Linked DNA regions of Homo sapiens: region 1 is linked to region 2. A link is a loop called in an ENCODE intact Hi-C map of the cell type or tissue named here. Cell type or tissue: heart left ventricle. All regions are shown on one strand.

Evidence for each region. Hi-C counts contacts between places; a loop is a spot of excess contacts. Peaks named below come from ENCODE experiments on the same cell type or tissue, not always from the same donor. Only the 100,000 strongest peaks of a DNase experiment are listed, where the experiment ranks them.
Region 1: a loop joins it to region 2, with 1.9 times the contacts of the local background. A loop is called at or near these places in 3 of 110 quality-filtered maps.

Annotation. Positions count from the first base shown.
Region 1 is chr13:73,834,036-73,836,535 of GRCh38, reverse strand. The region is part of intron 4 of KLF12 (KLF transcription factor 12); the gene reads left to right. Among named protein-coding and RNA genes, the nearest start is that of LINC00393, 170 kb to the right of the region's middle. In heart left ventricle, a CTCF peak has its summit at 1,204 (motif pointing left); no DNase peak of the experiment used is centred here.
Region 2 is chr13:73,938,815-73,941,314 of GRCh38, reverse strand. The region is part of intron 3 of KLF12 (KLF transcription factor 12); the gene reads left to right. Among named protein-coding and RNA genes, the nearest start is that of KLF12, 190 kb to the left of the region's middle. In heart left ventricle, a CTCF peak has its summit at 985; no DNase peak of the experiment used is centred here; H3K27ac peaks cover 1,352 bases.

The DNA.
Region 1 (2,500 bases), 100 kb after region 2:
ACATACATATGTGAAAACATATTTAGTAAGTAAACACCTTTTCATTAGTAGGAACAAATGAAAGAAGGAAGAATATGAGATTCAAGAGGGAAACTTAGTCTTAGAATCATTACCAGCACGGTTTTAAATTGGCTTTTTAATAATTTACAACTCTGTGGCTGTGGTTTCTGTTCCCTGTTTTTTTCTTACTCCCTTAATAATTCTTTTTCTGTTCCAGACTATGTTACTATTTTCTCAGCTCTTTCACTCTGCCTGTTTTCCTTTGTTAATGGGGAAATTTGATTAACTGGGTATTCTGCTTTGTATTCTTTAGAAAACAACTAATTGATATTTGTCTTTCTATCCAATAAATAAAAAAGAGCTACCAATTTACTGGGTGATAATCACATACTCAATTCTTTCTCCAGCCACCTTTATGTAGGGGAAATGCTACTTTGATCATTGGCCAATTGTATGTGTTTTTCAAGACCAAGCAGCTTCACCTTTTTTTTTTTCTTTTAATAATTAGTTCATTTATTCAACAAATGTTTTATGGGCAATTTACAAAGCCAGGAATATCTCCCAGTCCTAGCTGTGGCACTTAAAAGAGAAATTCTTTTTAAAAGCCAGCTCTAGTTTACAGTAGACTAAAATGATTATCACACTGGGGGTCATTTCTGGTTGGATATCAGTTTAGTAGCTCACAATGAGTGATTTTAAAGAAATGAAATAGAATGGAGTAGGTTGAAAAGTATCTGAGAGTGTCACCCAAATAAATATTATTCCATGAAACTTTTGTTCATTAACTTGTTTACATATATGCAAATGTGGTACTGCGGGCAGGGGGTGTGTATATATACTAGTCATGCTGAAATACGTATTTCTTACTGTGGTTCCTGTCCAAAAAGTTTCAGAGAGACCCCACTGCATCTCTCCTTGCTTTCACTCAGCCCCTTCCCTTTTCCTTGCCCTTTCTGCACCTCCCTTTCAAAGTAACCCCCTCAGTTCTAACACCTTTTTTCTCTCACCTTCCCTCCATTTTTCTGTCTTCTTCCTTTTCTCAGTTGTTTTTCTCTGTCTCCCTCCACTCCTCACCATTCTACCTTTTTCTGAGTCTTGATTTTTCTCTTTCATATCAACCAAATCACCTTTTCCAGAAGTCATGTAATATGGAACCATGAGACCTGTAATGAAAAGGACAGTCTTTTTATTGCCATCTAGTGGCAGAATTTTAAAATGACATGAACTGAAAGACACGAGAACTCTAGGTAATCTAGTTATTTTTTCTACCATGCCCCTAATTATTTTTTCTTCCATGCCCCCGGATTTTCCCAGCTAGTTTAGTGTTGCAAGACAGTGTGGTGAATATGACCCTTTTAAGTAAAACTCAAACCTGAATTCGAGACCTAAGTTATCTACTTTGTTTTTAGACTTCGAGAGTATGAAAATTTTTTAGGACTATATTTGATTTGGGCCAAAAAAAAAAAAAAGGTTTAACTTCTACCCGCTTATCCCACTTCCCATCCTATACATTTGCATGTGACTCTATTCAGTGGAAATAAAAATGCTGCATTCTGTGTATCTGTGCTTAGTGTTTTTTAAAACTATGGATTAGGTTTGTTGGCTAAATGGAAGCGTATATATGGCAACTTGTGTGCTACTAGGAAGTTTTGCTGAGAGGTGAACCCACTGAGCAAGGATACCAGTGCCCTAGAATGTCAGAGAGAGAAAATAAAATTAAAATGGACCAGGCACAGTGGCTCACGCCTGTAATTTCAGCACTTTGGGAGGCTGTGGCGGGTGGATCACTTGAGGTCAGAAGTTCGAGACCAGCCTAGCCAACATGGCGAAACCTCGTCTCTACGAAGAATACAAAAATTAGCCGGGCATGGTGGCATACGCCTTGTAATCCCAGCTACTTGGGAGGCTGAGGCACAGGAATTGGCTGAACCTGAAAGGCAAAGGTTGCAGTGAGCCGAGATCATACCACTGCACCCTGGCGTAGGAAACAGAATGAGACTCTGTCTCATAAAAGTAAAATAAAATAAGATAAAATGAAAATAAATGCAATGGACAGTTATGTCTTGGGACAGAAAGAGTTCAGGAAAACAGAATGTAGGAAAACTTAGTAAAACTGAGAGAACTAGGAATAGCCCTTGGAGAATTCATCAGATAAACTGCCTTTTCAAATACTAGGGTCTTAGGAGTTCAGTAGGAGCATGGTAGAATTAGAAGAAGGGTAATTCTTTGCTAGGTATATGGGTTTCTCAGTTCTTTGGGGAGAGAAAGATATAGCAGGACTTGGGTAACGTATAGTAAGAATAAGCTCCTCTGCTGAGAACTGTGGTGCTTATATAATGTGGTTTATATTGTTATAAATGCTCATTTCTAAAATAAAGAGGTTGTGGTGGGGGGAGGAGGTGTTCTCCCCGAATTCTACACTACAATTTAAGCTCCATGAAAGTACCATTTAAGCCTCATTAGCTAATATTTCCCCAACATCGTGTTTGACACTAGTAAA
Region 2 (2,500 bases):
AAGTAGCTGGGGTTATAGACATGTGCCACCATGCCCAGCTGATTATGGACTTTTGAAAAAGATGAGACATGTTAGTTAACAGTGAACAAAAAGCGATAGAAACTTGTCTGTGTCACAACAATGAATGAGAAAGCTTGAAGAAAGCCTGAAGGTGGTACATTGGTTGGAATGTATAATCACTCTGAAAAACCTAGTTTTGGTACTCTGTCTTTAAGAAATAGATACTAATCTCAATCTTTTGGTGAAGAAAAGTTGGTATTTATCTCAGGCTGCACACAGCATTTTAAAGATATGCTACTCTACATGCCCTTGTGTTTCAGTGCACCAGAAAGGCATGTAGTTGTTCTCTGCTGCGTGTTAGAAAGAGTCCTTTAGGTCTTCTGCTGTCAGGTGGGCTCTGCATGTCTCCCCACCCCTCCAAGGAATTCAGGACCTGAGGAGCACATTTCAGAGGTTAAAGACAGACTGGGAACAGGCCTGCATCTCTTCTGTGAAAAGTTCTGGCTGCCTTGCCTCATTCTCTTAATGAGATTTATGCTGTGTGTATGTGGTCATGTGTCTTCAATCAGAGTGTAAACTCCTAGAGGACAAGGACTATTTCTTATATTTCTGGTTTGTATCTCTTATAGTTTCTGGCACATGGTGAATACATTATTTATTCAGCTTGTCTGGGCATTATAATTAGCATGGTGAAAAATATAAAACCAGTCAATAGATAATTGTCAACCTGCTCTATGTCATAGGGTTATTGTGAACATAAAAATCAAAATTGTAAATATTGGAAATACGCATTCTCATTGGTGACAGGAGTCCTCATCTCGTAGCCATGTGAACCGGATAGGTGTGGTAGCATATGGGCACCACCTCTGTGTGCCTTCTGTTTGGAGTTCTCTGACTCTTGCATTTTTAGTTAAGTGAAAGCTAGGTAGATAATTATTGCAGTCACCTGAAATGTGACTTCGGTTTTCTTGCTTGTCGGTAACACAGCACATGCTGCTGGCAGCCTCTAGGAAGGGCATGTGCTCTTGTGATACGCTTCAGGGGCACAGCAAGGAGTGCTTGAATGACTTTGTCTGTGACTTTGGTGCGTGCGTCCTGCTGTTACAAGAGCTTCCCAAATGCTGTTAGCCTTTGGATGTTCTAACATGTTACTAAGCAAAGGACTGAAACAAGAAGAGTATTAGAACTATCACACCCAGAGATAAGGTAGTATATAGAGGATACTGCCCCAGAGATATACTATGTGATTTTATTCCTGGCCCTGCAGTTCACCAGCTGGAATGACATTGGGAAGTTATTTTCTATCTCCAGGCCTCTATGCCCTCATCCATACAGTGGGGGTGCTGGAGATGAGGGCTTCTCTCCCAGGTGAAGTCTGCCATTCTATGATCCTGGTGAGGAGCAAGGGGTGAGACAGAGCCTTTCTGTTTATGCATTTATGAGTCTTACTGCAGTGAAGCTTCCTGTGTATGGAAGTGTAAATTCACAGACTTCAAAGTGAGAAAGACCTGAGTTCAGATGGTATTCAGCCTGGTACCAGCTGTGTGGGTCATGCTTAGTCTCTCTCCTTTAATCCTACTCACCTGGAAGATGGAATTAACCACCCATCTTCACAGGAGCCTGCCTGCCTTTGGTGGGTACTGAGTCAGTGTTCTTTTGAAGAAAAACAGGAGAAAAAGGCCCTATTACTTTCGTTTATGTTGCTGCAATTCTCATGAAGTATCTAGTAGAGATTTCAACATCTATGTTAATTCATAATTCTCCAAGTAGACATAGGGTAGGTAGATCTGAAATTAGAACTCTTTTTTTAATTTGAATTTTTATTTAAGGATATCTGGAAGAATGTTTCAAATTCTGATTAGAGTTTATTATGTGAAATAATGGAACACAAAAAATAATGTCAATAACAGAATAAAAACAGAATCATGGAACCAAAAAAATGAAAATAGTTTATTCTGCCTAATTTTGTGTATTTGAAATTCTTTAAATTAAAATGTTTTAAAAAGAAAAGATGAGCTCTCTAAATAAAAATATTTTTGAAAACTACATAGGTGCAGAGGACTCAGAGGGAGACCTGAAAGCAACATTTCTTAGTCACCCTCACTGTTTATTTCCTAAGTCTGAGGAATCTGCCGCGGGGAAGGAGCTGACCTGAGTGTCTACACTAACTGCAAGGGTGTTGAAGCCATTGGTTATCCTGCCTCTCTTCTCTCCTGTAGAACCAGGTACAGTTCTGATCCGTGGGCCGGCAGAGAAGAGCGGCAATAGTGCGGCAGAAACAGGGAAAGAGATTGGGTGTTTTGCTCATTTTAAGTGCTCTAAGCAGTCAGTAATTGAGTGGAAGACAGATTCCTTTCTGTTACCCTTGGGGAAGCGAGCCTGATGCCTCTTTGCCATAGCCATGTAGCTAGAAAGGGTGCAGGCATTGCCGCAGACAAGTATAGAATCACGTCAATACTCCATGCCTTAACTACCAGGAAATATCCACCTTGGCCAGACC